2 separate regions of the Homo sapiens genome follow, and region 2 is linked to region 1. A link is an interaction called in ENCODE POLR2A ChIA-PET data of the cell type or tissue named here. Cell type or tissue: PC-9. All regions are shown on one strand. Links, peaks and the distances in the headings refer to the core of each region. The heading gives the core; the rest is flanking DNA. Region 1 overlaps ITPRID2 (ITPR interacting domain containing 2). Region 2 has its middle 9.0 kb from the start of PPP1R1C.

The links. Peaks named below come from ENCODE experiments on the same cell type or tissue, not always from the same donor. Only the 100,000 strongest peaks of a DNase experiment are listed, where the experiment ranks them.
Region 2: POLR2A ChIA-PET joins it to region 1 with 10 read pairs; 2 of 35 experiments call an interaction of 5 or more read pairs at or near these places.

The regions. Positions count from the first base shown.
Region 1 is chr2:181,913,073-181,921,417 of GRCh38, reverse strand. ITPRID2 (ITPR interacting domain containing 2) reads right to left here. Exons shown (of 18, transcript NM_001130445.3): 10 at 7,485-7,573; 11 at 4,991-6,202; 12 at 2,743-2,820; 13 at 2,536-2,663; 14 at 1,972-2,122; 15 at 756-821. Among named protein-coding and RNA genes, the nearest start is that of ITPRID2, 26 kb to the right of the region's middle. In PC-9, for the core only: no CTCF peak of the experiment used is centred there; no DNase peak of the experiment used is centred there; H3K27ac peaks cover 448 bases.
Region 2 is chr2:181,972,713-181,981,057 of GRCh38, reverse strand. It overlaps a transcript of PPP1R1C not described here. Among named protein-coding and RNA genes, the nearest start is that of PPP1R1C, 9.0 kb to the left of the region's middle. In PC-9, for the core only: no CTCF peak of the experiment used is centred there; no DNase peak of the experiment used is centred there.

The sequences.
Region 1 (8,345 bases), core at 81-8,080:
CAACCTCCGCCTCCCGGGTTCAAGCAAGTCTCCTGCCTCAGCCTCCCAAGTAGCTGGGATTACAGATGCCTGCCACCATGCCCAGCTAATTTTTGTATTTTTAGTAGAGATGCGGTTTCACCATGTTGGTCAGGCTGGTCTTCAACTCCTGACCTCAGGTGATCCACTTGCCTCAGCCTCCCAAAATGCTGGGATTACAGGCATGAGCCACCACACCTGGCTTATTATTTTTTAAAGACAGGGTCTTGCTCTGTCACCCAGGCTGGAGTGCAGTGGCACAATCATAGCTCACTGTAGCCTTGAGCTCCTGGCCTCAAGCAATCCTCCCGCCTCAGCCTCCTGAGTAACTGGGACTACAGGCACATATCACCATGCCTGGCTGATTTTTAAATTTTCTGTAGAGAAAGGGTCTCATTTTGTTGACTAGGCTGGTCTCAAACTCCTGGCTTGAAGCAATCCTTCCACCTCAACCATTTAAATAAAGTGCTGGGATTACAGGCATGAGCCACTGTACATGTTTTTATGGTGCATTACCTCCTTTAGTCAGAAAGATAAATCACTATTGCAATTCAGGTGGCTTTCTAGTGGCTTCAGACAGCAATGGACTTTCAAAGGTGAAAGTCACTTCCAATCAACAATAATTTATCAAATTATGTATTTAAAATAAACATATATTTCATCTAAACTAGGGAAACTATGTGTCTGAAATGTTGTATCATTCCCTTCCCCAGTGATTTAAGAGGAAAGAAGCTTACTGGTTCCATTACATTCAATGGAGAAGGGCATGACAAGTTATCAGCGCTTCTACTGCCACACATTCCCTGAAAAGGTAAGAACAATATATATATGTATATGTGTGTGTATATATACATACATGCATATATAATTATAATGTACATATATATTTTTTCAAATCACAAGACTTTTATAATAAAATTAATTGGCTAATTAGTGCCTGGAAGCATCCCTTTATGTCACAAAGGTTACTCTCAAGTGTCACAGATCCCATAAAATGCATTATTGTGAGTTAAAACTGATACAATATGCAAAAAGGATGTTCTAGTTCTCCCGTCACCAACATACACTTCTCAGAATGATAAATCAAAACCATGTTGAAAAGTACATTCATTAGCAATACAGAACATCCTTAGTCTATGCTATACATATATGTGTTTATACACCATTGTTTATTCTACTTCATTTATAGTATATACACACATAATTGTATGTGTGTATATTCATCCATTTCTTTTTAACAAAATCAAATACATTGTTAAGGTAACAAAGAATAATTCACTATTTCAGCATTTCAAAGCAACATATTCTACAACTTCAAAGATATTTGCAAAAATAATACAACTGTTGAAGTTCAAATGTTATGGAAAGAAACATTAGAAGTATGAAAAGTGGTACAAAAACATGTTTCTTTTTATTCTCTTGGATATATATCTATATATTTAGGAAAATACATATATGTATGTGTATGTATATATATGTATGAAAATATACAGGTATCATTTGATTCCTTTAAAAACAAATGGAAAAGAATCCAAAATAAAGAAAAAGTTTAAAAGGAACACTTTTTTATTTAAAGGCATGAAAGAAAAAAAAACAGCAAAATATGCATCTGTGTTCTCTGCAGTTACATGCAACAATTAAAATTTACATTAGTCATATGTTAATTCACTAGCATTTTTCCTTTAAAAACCCTCAACTTTCGTATAAGCCCTTATTCTTTCCTGTTATTAAAATTTATCATTAAAAATTTTCAACATATTTCTAAATATACTATTTATGACAATTATTACAAATTGTACATTCAACTGATTTGTGGGAAAGCTCCTTAAACAGTATGCATGCTTTTAATACCATTAAAATAAATGACTTGAAATGAAGGCACACGTCCTAAATTATTGGAACATTATAAATAAACCTTTGGTGAAAACTCCGACCACCCTCCAGGTAGCGTACCATGAGTGCGGAGGAGCGGAAGGGTGAAGGCATGCGCACAGCACGAAGCTGCTCCTCCAGGCCCAGCAGGCGCTCCTCCAGCTGCAGTTCCAGGTCCTGAAGTTCCATTCGGACTGAATTTCTCAAACCCTGGAGCTGATCAACTTCAAACCTATTGGTATGGTGAAGGGCACAAAATTGGAAAAATGCAGTTTGGAGATTCCTAATCACAAATCTTTCAACAACTACTATATGCTAACAGAAGGCATGGAAATCTCAGGTTCTAGAAATTAGTACAATATCAACTACAATAGGTGTATCCACAAGGACATTAGTCTTTCTTCCCCTATCCTCTCACAAATATCTCAAACACGGGAAAGCAGGTTACCACTACCCTTAGGATATTGAAGGCATACAAGTTTACTTAGTAAAACACTATCTATGACTAATCTTATCTACACTGGTTCACAAAACAGATACAAGGTACACAGCAGTAGAATCAAAACCTAATTTTAAAAAATATAAGTTGAGAAGACTTTGAATGAAAAGCTTTTTGAGGTGTGCTAAGACAAAATGAACTTTTACCTCTCCTCCTCAGTCATATGATGATAAACCATGGTTTGCTGACGCAGCATTGCCAATTCTAAATCCATCATTTGTGTTCTAAACAAATTCAGGCTCCGCCTCATTACCTGGAGCTCCTGAAAAGTATTCTAGAATGCAATATAACAAAATTACACTTCTAAATTCTACAAATTATTTTGGAACACAAAGATGTAAGAAAGAACTTACTTCATAAAGAGGTAGAACAGATGATTTCTGAGTACTATATGGAGCAGCAGCAGGATCAGGTCCTCTCATCATAGGGTACTTCAAAAAAGTAAAAGTAGGATTAAAACCAATGTTAAAGTGAATACTTCCAAATCACTTAAGGGGTTAAAAGGCAGAATTTGGGGCCTATATATTTTTCTCTTTAAGACAAAAGGATCCAAAAAACCTTCATATTGTAAGCAGGAAAAAAGAAATCAGTTCCCAATGACACCTAGTACTGCTAGCTGTTCCAGGTATAAGTCAATCTACGTGGGAGGAGGAGGCGAAGGAACATAGTTCACATCTATTTCTTTCAGGACTTCCCTCTTGCGAAACTAAAAAAAAACAAAATCAAAACGCAAAAATGTAGAAGCCATTGCAAATATCATCATGAGATTATAGTGATTATTAACTTTGCTGGAGAGCAAGCAATCATTGTCGTCTTTCTCAGACATCTTAGCATTTCCTATATGCCACTATTTTAGGCAGTGAGATAAAAACATAAAAGGTATTCCCAGCCTTCAGGTGTTCTCACAGTGTAAAGAAAAATAAAGGAAATTTTAAAAAAATTCTAATACTGTGGAAGGAGTGCTATGATGAACACAGAAAAATTCAGATTACGTGAACTTTCCCAAAAGTGGTAACACTACTTGAACTGAGCCTTAACAGTAAATAGGGCTTGATTATGCAAAGAAAGGCAAAGACTGGGTGATCTCGGTTAAAAAAAAGTGGCTTATAGTCCCAGTACTTTGGGAGGCCAAGGCAGGAGGATCACTTGAGCCCAGGAGTTCAAGACTGCAGGGAGCCATGATTACACCACTGTCTCCAGCACTCCACGTGGGCGAGAAACAGAAACTTCATCTTTTTATTTTAAAAAAACAAAACACAAAATCAGCCATGTGCAGATACCTAAGAACACACAACTGTTTAGAGACCTGTGCACAATCCTACAGCTAAGGAATGAGGCTGGAGAGATAGTCAGAGACCACATCATAGAAAGCACCTGTCCACTAGTGTAGGGTGGGGTAGGCATGGGGAGATGTATTAGCTGAGTTATTGCTGGGATATCCAGGAGAAAGAGACCACAGCTGGAGCAGAAGAACTAGGTGGCCTAGAAAGATGCACCACGGTACTGGTGGACAGGGTCCTGGAAATCCCCAGCTTGACATAATCACAGCTGCAAGTTCCATCACAGACAGAACTATATTTTGTAAGGAGGAATAAGAAACACCCACATTCTGTTTAAACAGAAAACTGTTAGGGGACAATTGTCATGAGGATAAAACTTACAGTTAAGAGGAGGTATATCTTATTATAACTTGAGAAGTTACACCTTTGATTTTTACTTTCCAAGTGGCTCCCTGTCTACTATGTCATGATAAGAGGTCTATTACATTCATTCTAGGCCTCCTGACTCTTTGTTGAATGCTCTCATGACTATATTACATTGTCATTTTCTTCAATCCCTCAATTGTCTAAACATGATTCATTCAGAGAGAATGTTCAAGAAAATGTAAAAGGCAAAACTGAAGACAACGTACTTATTTTCAAAATTTTTTTGGGAAAATTATTTCCAGTCTACTAACAAATCTGAGAATGACTTTAAAAGTGACAAGACATACAGAGCATTTTAAATCAAATTCACACTTTACCTGATTTGTTATTTTCTGGTCTGGAGTAGTTCCAGTCTTTGAGTCCAGTGGAAGTAGACTAACTCTGTGCACAGCATCGAGGGTCAGTAGGTGAAGGGGAAAGCTTAGTCAGAGAGCTACGAGCAGAACCAGGAGAACGTGGTGCCACAGAAGCCAACAGGGAGAAAACTTGGAAAAGGAAAAGGTAGTCAACATGTTCAAATAGCAGAGAGAAAGAGAGAAAGAACTTTAAGAGGGAAGATTTTTTAATAATAGAAATGACAAAAGATTCTAGACTAAAACAAAGACAGTGGATGATAGACTAAAAATGGGAGGATACTTAACGAGAAAAATCTCTCCTCTTGGAAAGGAGACAGACTTGTGAGCAGAGAAATCGACTTTGATCAGGGTTAGTTACAGCTTCTCCCTTGAAACAGGAGGGAAGATAGAAAACGAAGGCAGATGCAGATTAAGTTTAGACATGTCAGAAAATAAAGCTGAGGTAGTTCATACTTGATGTGCCTTAGCTTCTCTGTGAATTAAAAAGTGCTCAGAGCAGTAAAAGAAAAAAGCTAATGATAACATACTTTTTCTCATACCTGTGAAAGATTCTGCAGTGAGTTTCTAATATCATGTAATACTCTTCGCAACTGCATTTCTATGGCTGAAGGAGGATTCACAGAGCACACTCGGTAAGGGTAGGTGGCATGTCTATGTGAGTAAGGACACCCGAAAGGGGAAGCGAAGGCACTACAAGTAGCCCCTGATATGTTGGGAACACTGTGAGTGCTCAGAGTTCTTGTGTGCTCACACAGGGGCCTTTCTTGCCACTCAGAGTGGATGGAATGAAGGGAACAGGTAGACTGAGACATTGGTGGTGGAGCAAGCCGTGAACAGGTAGGAGTCCTTCCATGATGGCATTCCTCCACCCGCGGCGCCTCACTCTGGGGGGCTTCTTCTTTCTTCACAGATGATGGAGAGATGAAAATGGTCGATTTAACTAAAGACTGACCATCATGTTCCATCACCCGCTTTTCCAATTCCTGCTCCTCTTCAGGTGTGTACTTATAGGTGAAGGAAGGTGGGCTGCATCTGGTCTCTTTTCCTGGAGATAATCGAACATTGACAGAGGACACAACCCTTACTGGGCTCAATAAGGTGGTTGGTAAAGACTGAGACCTTCTTAGAGGATAGCCAGCTTTTGCAAATAAGTACCTTTGTTTTAACAAATCTTTTGATTTTAGCAGGCTACGCCCCATCCTTTGATTAGACAGACTGCAAACCTTCATTTGAGCTCTTTGCAAAGCTGTATTAACTCTGTCCATGGAAGAGGGAGGCCCAGTTGTATTTTCAGAGCTCATATCACTGCATTTAGCTTCAATAGAAGCCAATGATTTCAGAATATGGTGTGTGGTATACTGAGTAAATTCACTTTCACTGCTTTTACCCACATCACTTTCAGCACTTGCTTCCCTCAGTAGCTCTACTGTCTCTGCTGGAAACAAATCCTCTTCCACTTCAGTAATTTCAATGATATGATCCCCTGGACTACAGGTGGACTGTTTAGTTCCTGTATTCTCAATGGTGTTGCACTGAGGGAAATCCTGGCTACCTGATTTTCTTTTGTCTGCAACTGCTGCTGCCTTCTCTAGTCCCTTCTGAAGAGGGACAAGAGACTCCTCCTCTGATTCATTAAAATAAGGCTGGTCTTGTGCTGTTGGTGTGGCAAGGTCTTCACCAAGTGACGTAACTGTTGTCTCACTGTCACAACTATCAGCACTACTCCCCATAGCCTGCAAGGACTCCTGAACCTGTGAAAAGAAAATAGGTGGAAAGATGAAGAATATATGTAAGAAGAGTCACTAACAAAATACCAAACCAACATGGTGCTTCTATAATTTCACTGTCTCCACTGCAGTTGTGGCCCTGCTGTTGCTCAAAATTGTTTTATTGCTCCTGAGCAGCAACCACATCCCTCCTTCCTCTCACTTTCTCACAAAGATTATTTCAGAACTTCACTGTTTTCCTAAAATTCCCTTTCCAACAACCTCCCCCTTTCCTTTCAATACAACACACTGACTCATAGAGAAAATGGACAAACACTTCCTAACATTCTTCCCCAACATCTAAAAACTTCCTTGTATCTCTCCCCATCATTCCCTCCTTCTCTCCATTCTGAAAGGAAACTCAAAGCGAATCCCTCCAACCTGGGTTCCTGATCATATCCTCTCCAAGACCAGGGTATCTCTCCAGTTTCAGCCCGGATTTTTCTGAATCAGTTCTTCTCTTACGGTTATTTCCCTTAGCTGAACACTTTCCCCAAGTCATTTCATGTTATTATAAAAGGACAAAAAGACCCCTCACTCTTAAGCTATCATTCATATTTGAAAACCAGTCAACATTCCTATCTTTTCTTCCATACCTTCTGAAAGTTTCTCCTCCATCTCCCAGTGTTTCTGTTCACTTAATTACTCTTTCTCAGTGAACTTACATATGCCTCTTGTCTGTTTACCCCTTAAATGCTATGTTCCTAAAGGCTCTTTGGGAGTTTTCTCATCCCAATTTTCTTTAGAATTTGCTTAAAAAATGTTTCAAATGCTTTTTCTGTGCATTCTGTGTACTCTACATATAGACTATATGCTTCTTGGGGATAAAGATGTGCCTGTTCTCTGGGTTATCTCACACAACCTAGTGTAAAAATCAGTATAACACTCAGCAAGCTATAGGTCCACAATTAATGTCAGTTATTAAATAGGCAAAACAATTACTGTAAAATAATGAAATATAATGATGGTTAAAAAAATAAGAAAAACAACAGACAAAACAGGTTAATGATCACAATAATCTCTGTTTACTGGTGGTCCAAAAATTAAGGGGAAGATAGATATTTTTAAAAACATATTCAGAGAGAAGAATTAATGAAATCTAAAATTTATAGTCAAATGCTTAGATAACATCTACATGCCAGGAGTTTTGTTCTGTCACTTGAAAAATAAAGATTATACAGACTCAATATTAAAATATATAGTAATACAAAAACCACCTTAAAATGAGGAAGTTAATCATAGTGCCTATTAGAACAGAAAATTTTACCTGAAGATGATTAAGGGATAGGCAGTCTGTAGAATCTTCAGCAAAACCACTGCTATCGGAATGCTGACTTGCAGTACGTAACAGATGATCTATGAATAAAAAAATGTGGCTATAAGAAACAGATGATCTATAAATAAAAAAAGTGGCTATAAGAAATTACTGAGAGCAATATTACTACAGAGATATGATTCCCAGCAGATATAAGATACACAATATTTGACTGCTTCTTAGAAAAATATGCATTACTTATGCAAAATTATGTCTTCAAAGTACAGGAGGTAACTCAAATTCAAACAAAAACTGTATCAGATCTTCTATTAGAATCTCTCGGTATTCGCTCATTAATTAAGCTCTAATTATAATCTATTTTGGTAAATCCAATCAATGTTTTATCCTTGGAGGAAAACTGAAGTAAAAGATGGCTCTAATAAAAACAGAAGTCCCAAAGTAAACCATTTCCATTATGTAAATATGTAAAGATATTTAGGAGGTAAATTTAGAAGTTCATATAGAGAGCATAGTGTGTAAAGATTTCTATTATCTTCCCAATTTAAAAAACACAGTTAGGGCTGGGCGCGGTGGCTCATGCCTGTAATCCCAGCACTTTGGGAGGCTGAGGCGGGCGGATCACGAGGTTAGGAGATCGAGACCATCCTGGCTAACACGGTAAAAGCCCGTCTGTACTAAAAATACAAAAAATTAGCCAGGCGTGGTAGCGGGTGCCTGTAGTCCCAGCTACTCGAGAGGCTGAGGCAGGAGAATGGAGTAAACCTGGGAGGTGGAGGTTGCAGTGAGCCAAGATTGTGCCACTGCACTCCAGCCTGGGCGACAGAGCAAGACTCCGTCTCAAAAAAAATAAAT
Region 2 (8,345 bases), core at 96-8,095, 60 kb before region 1:
ACTTGGGAGGCTGAGGCAGGAGAATGGCGTGAACCCGGGAGGCGGAGCTTGCAGTGAGCCGAGATCCCGCCACTGCACTCCAGCCTGGGCGACAGAGCGAGACTCCGTCTCAAAAAAAAAAAAAAAAAAACTTCTCCTTATTTGTTTTGTGATTGCATGTTCTCATCTTCACTAACTCTAACAATTTTGACTTACTCTAGAATCCTCATATCAATCAGTAGAGTGTATATGAGTGCTGAATTGAACTGAAGAATTATTAGTGTGTTACATACTCAGTATTTTTTTTCTCTAACCATGCAGACACTATTTTTTAATGTATAATTTTCCTGAGTAGTCACTCAATTATGTTTAATCTCTATTCTTGTTGAGGCAGTTTCACTAAAGAAAGCCATAAACCCATGAAGAGTTTGTAGCAAGTCCATATTAGCCATGATGCTATAGCAGTGAGTTGACATCAGAGAGAGGGAGCTACAGAGATTTGTAGAGCCGAGGCACTGTAGGTCTTTACTGATGCCACTTTGGGGAAACAGCTCAATGGACAGCCCAGGAATAGGAGTGTCATGGGGACACAGTCAATCACAGCCCAGTGTGGACAGTCTTAGAAATTTTAGACATTGTAGACTTTTAAACAGGCTTTAGCTCAAGTCCAGCAAAGGCACAGGAATAACGTGAGGAAGACTTGGAATTCGCTCTCACCCCTTGTCTACCTATCTCCCTTTTCATTTGTTTTGGTACCTTTCACTTTTATGGATTTCCATAGCTTAATGTTAGCCTCTCCCTGCTTTTTGTTTTGGAGAGATGATTATTAAATGAAGTTGGACTTGTAATTGCTGAGTATACCTAGAAATATATTCATTTCCAAAATGCTTTCATAAATATTATTTATACATCCAACAAATATTTATTGAGTATCTCATTCTATGACAGACACAGTGATACAAACACAAATACAATAAGATCCCAACCTCTAAAGAACATACAGTTGAGAGAAGAAGGCAGAATCCTATAAAAATAAGCACCATAGAGCTGGTGACGCCATGATCAAAAGGAGTTATAGGAAGTGGAAAGGGGACCTAGGTAGGAGGGTGATGTCTGACTGTGAGCCACAGACATTCTTTTATTTGCCTACAGGTGTTGTTGTTGTTTTTAATTGCTACCATGTTTAAAAATACACAAAAACACACAAAAATAAAGATATTCAGCTTCTCAATAAAATAGAAAGTCTTGCAAAGCTGGGCCCTGATATCCACAAGGTCACAGAGCTGCCCTCTCTATGCAAAGAAGTGATTTTTACATAGAGACAGGCTCCATCGCCTCTAACACTACGTACACTCTATTTACACCCAGTTATCTTCACTCAGTCCCTGACCTAGAGGAAGAAATGACAACATTGCATGCCATGCACATTTCTTTGCAAAAGTAGATACCCCGATACCCCCAACTGAGCCTAGCTTTTGAGTCATTCTTGCCCATGCAAAGAAATGTGGGATTTACTCTGAAGGCAGTGACAGGAACTAAAGAGATTCACATAAGAGAGTATGGCAATTTGATTTAGGTTTTTTAAAGAATGATCACTGTGGTGCCCATGTAGAAGTAGATTGGAATGGGTCAAGACCAGAGACAAGATTATCTGAGGATGTATAAAAATCTACTCAAGAAATGAAAAAAAGCCTCAAATAAAGTAATAGCAGTGAAAATGGAGAGGGAGATGCATAGAATATAGTTATTTAATGAAATTGGATGATAATAACGGAAGAGAGAGTTGGAACAATGATGAACTACGAATTCAGATTTAGCAGCCTAGTATATGGGGTCATATCACTCACTAAATGGTAAAATGTAAGGATAAGATGTAGAACAACAATAAAAATCAATTACTCTAGACTTGGTTTAGTCCAAGTATGTTATCTAGATGGAAATACTCCTTACATTTTCTCATTGTTAAAATTAGTGAATATTAAAATTTAAAATAAGGATAAAACTCTTAACTATTTCATAGAATTGATATAAGGATTCCAAGAGGTAATTCATGAAAACTGTTCAGCACATGGCATAATTGTGACTCAAACAGCTGGAGATGACTTGAATAGCCAGGGATTAGAATGCTCTGGAGGCTTCTTTACTCACATGCCTGACACCTGGGCAAGAATGACTCAAAAGCTAGGCTCAGTTAGGGGTATTGGGGTATCTATTTTTGCAAAAATGGAAGAAACAATCTCTCTCATTCCCCATATTTTTCTGAAATGGCCCTTACTATTCTCCCACCAAGAGTTGTAGTCTAATTCCCTTCAAATCTCGGCTGGCCTAAGTGACTCATATGTAAACTATAGAACACAGAGAAGGTGATGCTTCCTGACTACTGAGGCTGGTTCATAAAAGGCCATGCTCATTCCACTCAGTTCCTGTGTAACACCCCTCCAGTCCCTCCAGCTAGGACTGCTCCCTCTCAGAAAACAGCCACTGCACTGTGAAGAAGGCAAAGCCACATGGAGACCACCTGTGAGTACTCCAGTGGGCACCCTCAACTGAGCCTGACCTGTGAGTCATTTTTGCCCAGGTGTCAGCCATGCGAGTTAAGAAGCTTCCAAAGCATTCTAATCCCTAGCTATTCAAGTCATCTCCAGCTGTTTGAGTCTCTGATCTGATGCCCCAGACATCATGGTGCAAAGAAAAACACTCTGGCATTGCTCTGTCTGCCTACTCTCCAAATGTTCTGTCATGAGGCACATTCAGAACCCAGAAGGTATTCAGTGAAAAGCCCAAGTCGCATGCAGAGGTTTGACTGTGTCCCCACCAAATCTCACTCTGAATTGTGATAATCCCCATGTGTTAAGGGCAGGGCCAGGTGGAGTTAATTGAATCATGGGAGTGGTTTTGCCATACTTTTCTTGTGGTAGTGAATAAGTCTCATAAGATCTGATGGTTTTATAACTGGGACTTCCCCTGCACAAGCCCCCTTGCCTGCCGCCATATAAGACATCCCTTTGTTCTTTCTTTGTCTTCCACCATGATTGTGAGGCCTCCCCAGCCATGTGAAACCATGAGTCCATTAAACCTCTCTGCTTTATAAACCACCCAGTCTCAGGTAGGTCTTTATTAGCAGCATGAAAACAGACTAATACAAGATGTCACATGCTGATTCCTGTCAACAGCCCCAGTGGAGCCCAGACTTTGAGTCATCACAGCTACCCCATGAGACATGTGAGTGAAGAAGCCTCCGGGTAATTCCAGTCCCCAGCCACGTGAGTCAGCTCCAGTTGTGAGAGTTCCAACTGAGGCCCTCAACATAGTGGAGCAGAGACAAGTCATCTTCACTTTGCCTTACCTGGATTCTTGACCTACAGAAACTATGGACATAAAAAATGGTTGCTGGCCTCCAAAGTGCTGGGATTACGGGCATGAGCCACCACACTTTTTAAAGTGTCCTGTTAGGCACTTTAAAAATCATTAGTATTATTCTTACAGTTTTCTATTTTATAACACAGAAGAGTGGTCTGTCTTGAAGGTATACACATAATATATGAGTCCTTGTCAAATAAGCCCTGAAAGACATGGGGATAGATAAATTAATCCAAGCAGTTTGTGGAATGCAAAGATAAGAAAAAAGTGTAGAATTCTGATAAACCCAAATGTTAAGGGGGAAAAGAGGACAAAATGGAAACAAACACACACACACAAAAATACAATCAGAGGAGTAAGAAGACCAGGAAAGAATAACAACATGGAAATAAAGATTGAAGAGAGTTTCTTTAGGAAACATGTGATCAGCATGTCAAAACTACAGAGGATGTAATTACAAACATCTAAAAATTATCCACTGAATTCTAGTAGTTATATTGAGGGAAAGAGTGGGAAATAGGTAGGTGATAAAAAATTAGCCTAGCTTTTTTTTTTTTTTTTTTTTTTTTTTTTTTTTTTTTTTTTTAGATAGATTCTCACTCTGTTGCCCAGGCTGGAGTGCAATGGCACGATCTCAGCTCACTGCAACCTCCACCTGGGTTCAAGTGATTCTCATGCCTCAGCCTCCAGGTAGCTGGGATTACAGGCATGTGTCACCATGCCAAGCTAATTTTTGTATTTTTAGTAGAGACAGGGTCTCGCTATGTTGCCCAGGCTGGTCTTGAACTCCTGGCCTCAAGTGATCCACCTGCCTCAGCATCCCAAAGTGCTGGGATTACAGGCATAAGCCATTGTGCCTGGCCCATAATTTAGGCAAGTTCTTTAAAAAACACCTTGACAGTTAAAAGAAAGCCTCCTTCAAACATGGGACCTTACAGTAGAGAGCAAGAGCAAGAGTGGAGTGGAGCTTTTTAGATTTATTTTATAGATGAACCAGACTTGAATATGTCCTGGGCTGCAAGGAGGTAGCCAGAGGGGAAAGATGTTTAAAATACTCAAGAGACAGAGAGGAGTGAGGAATAGATAGATACAGATATAGATATAGATATAGATATACAGATATATAGATAAAATTTATATTAAGGTGAGGAGAATTACTCAGGATTCCTGAACAGTAGGCCAGTAGCCTTTGTAGGAGATTATAGGTATGATCCTCTTACTCAACGATATAAATAAATAAATGAATAAATAACCCATTTGCAAAATTCTTCACATTTTAAATAGTTTGGTAATACAATGGAAGAAAATAATGTTATAAGATTTTATTTGGTTTGGATTCAGAGTAACTTCTAGAACTCTGTTGTTGGTAGGGTTTCCAAATAATTTTCAAAAATTTCACACAATGTTTAAATAGTATAGCTGTATCTAGTATAATTTCATTATAGATTTGTATCCATATATACACATGCATGTACTCATGCATTAAACACCTACTGACATATACATACACGCTTACTTATACTTTTGTGTGTGATGTGTGAAAAATGTTTGGAAGAATATATTCTGAGATGTTAATGGGGTTGTCTCTGGATGGTGAGTTTATAGGTTATATATTTTCTCTTTATGATTTTCTATGTTATACAATGAGCACATTTGAATTTTTTAATAAAAAATTAAGAGCCAGAATAACAAAGATAATTTTAAATAATATTTTTAAGGTTCTTTTGCATTTTGATGCAGAAAAAGATTTTTCACACCCTCTCTTAAATCAGAGAAATTAAAATAGAGCTCTTTTTCAAAAAAACATGCTTTGTCTTCTAATGAAGGACAAGCTACTTTGGATGAGATCATTATTTCCAAAATCATATTGAATTTACCTCCCTTACTTAATGCAAAAGAACACTGTTCCTAACATTCTTACATTTACCTATAAGAGCAATATTATAGGTACACAGAGGGCCTTTCAATATGCATTGTACTTGACATATGTAATACAATGGAAACGAACTACAATAATAATTGTGCACATGTACCCTAAAACTTAAAGTATTATAATAATAATAAAATAAAAAATAAAAAGAGAAAGAACCAGGAGAGTGTTTTCTTATAGCTTCCTGTTAAATAGCTATTATTTTATTGGTTTAGCTTTGTTAATTCTTTCTTTAAGCTATGGATAACAAGTGCAACATATTCTTATTTTTTTACATAGTTAAAACAGAATAAATGAATGTGTTGTCTGAGAGAGAAAAAAGAGAGAGAATAAACACAGTCGAAGATGAAGCTCCATAAATTTGAATGAACTTCACATTTTCTACTCAGAGGAAATGTTCAAAATATAAATAGTATTATGCACCATCACTGATGTAGGCAAACCATGAACTATATTTTAGCAATAGTTATCAATCAGGGAAGACTTGAAAGAACAAATTCTCTCAAAGTCTTGCCCAGTCTTACCTTTTTAGATGTCTTTCAAAAGAGAATCTTGAAGAGAGAAAACATTCTAAAAAAAAAAAAAAAAAAAAGGCAACAAATAACTACCAGGCTGATGTACTATCTCCAGTTTAGTTCTTCAAAACATTTCATCAGGAACACTGATCTAAATTACCCCCAAAATTTTATATTATAATTTTTCAAAGCAGGGTTTTAAGAGTCCCTTAAGTCAGTGCCTTGTAACCCCATATGATTGATGTCTGACACAATCTTGACAGTCATCAGAATTTTAGTGGACTCCTTTCATTTATTTTGCAGGTATCAGGAAAAGCATTTGGGGTACTGCCTTTATTGAGAGACATTACAAATGATTGAAGACAGGAAAGACTGCACTCCTAATAATGGTGAAGCACTTTAAAATATGTATAACCTTTTAAACGATGTTCAGGTATAGCTAGTGGAAAATCAGGTAGTTCCAGGCAGCTACTGCTGCCTAACTACTCTCACTTTCTCTGGAAACCAGTGAGCATTCTGATTTATAGTTCTCAGGCAAAGGGTGTCTTCCAACCCCAAGTGACTGTCTTCTCCATTTCACACCTTTACACCTGAACATTCTCAAATTGTTTCTGAAAATCACATAGCACAATTGGAAAATCTGAGTTCCTCAATTCCAGGAAGGGTCCACTGTATATAAGGTTGACATGGAGATGCTTCAGATTCATATTTATTCTAGAAGAATCCAATCTCAGAATGGATACCAAATCTTTGTGCAAGGGAGTATGATCACAGTCTTTTCCAATTACAGTTTGTGACAAGACTAGAATATATATATTCTGTGATAATATTAAAGTGCAGTTAAGATACTTTCATTGAATTTCTGGTTGTTTTGTGAAATATTTTAACAGCATCTTCTGTTCAATTCATTTGCACCTTCAAATATACTCTATGGAATCCAATTTGGAATTTATGTAACATAGATAAATATCAAGTAAGAAATATTCTCAGAGTATAATCTTCTGTATGTTATTTTAATTAATATTCACAACCATCTCTTAGATTCCTGTGGGAAAGAGGACAAACAGCAAATACATGATTTAAGTCAACTCTAGATATTGGTTCCATTTCTCTTTCCTTAATGACTTTTTTTTACCTTAAAGTCTCTACCCACCCATATATAAAGCCTTATAAATACTCCAAGGTAGCATAATTGACTGATTTAAATTTCAACTCTTATCTCTCAATCTTGGTAAAATGCTACTATTTAACATAATGTTTAAAAGGCAAGATACAAGGAAAAAACAAGTCATCAAATGTCTGCATAACCCACAAACTAATTAATCAATCCCCAGAAATAAAAAGTTGGTGCTAACAGTAATTGATTAGACAACCTTTTCAAAATATTTTTTAAAAAGAAAACAGGGATGTAAATTTAAATTAAATATAAATATAATTTGAAAGTTTCATAGAATGTAGATGTCAGTGGGGCCATACATTACATGCTGTATTCATCCTGAGTATGCCTTTACTTTTTCAAGAAATGTATTTGATTAGAACATCTCTGCAAAAGGCAGCCAATTATTTTTTGTACTAACAGCGTTACAGAAAGATCTGCTTTGCCAAAAGTCCCTTTTCTTCTGCCTTTAATCTTCAACAAATGATCAGCTCTCAGTTGACACTGAAACATTCGTCTTGCCTTTTTTATTATCACTATAAAACTTGACAAATAGCTCTCTCCTGTCTTGCTTCTTCTGCTTACCTCCCTATCTGCTATGTAAATGGTATACACACATTTAGTACTTTGTATATGTTCTCTGAGTTCTAACATCTATTTAAACAAAAATAAGTTCTTTATAAATGATTTCAAGTTTTGGACTTATGTTGCTTCAGTTTAGCAATCTTCTGGCTCTGCGTAAACTCTGCAAAAGAGCTGTTCTTGAGTGCTTGCCTATGTTTCCATGCAGAATGTAGGCTTATTCATATCTACAAATAACGGAGCATTAAAAATAAAATAATTTTCTGATTAGGATGAGTCACTTCCAGTAAAAGCAAATGTCTCGGTAAGAACATGAAACCTATATTGACTGAGAGCATTTGCCTCTGTGTCTTGGTCATGGTGGTCTGGGGTGGGCCTGGTCTGGCCTATGAGTCAAAGATGCTTACTGATCATATTTATGCCACAGCAACCTGTTTTGGGGATCACCAGTGCCATCCCATAGTCTCTGCTTCTTGAGATTTTGAACTGTTATACATCTGTTCTTACGATTTCTTAATGATCCAGTTTTAAAAAGCGTAACATATGACTCATTATACTGCTTGTGTAATATATGCATAATGAGTTTGGAAGCAAACAGATAATTCTTAATTCAGAAAGAACATGAAATTTCTAGCAGGTTGTAATGTGCTAAGCTTTATTTTCCAGTACAAATAATGAGTCATGGAACAAAATGAATGATAGGAGTAGGTAATTAAGAAAGTATGATAAGGAAATCAGTTTAGCTCATCATCTGGCACTCTATAGAAAATAGAAATTAAAACTTTATTTTCTAGGCGCACCTCAGGCCATGTACCCCATAATC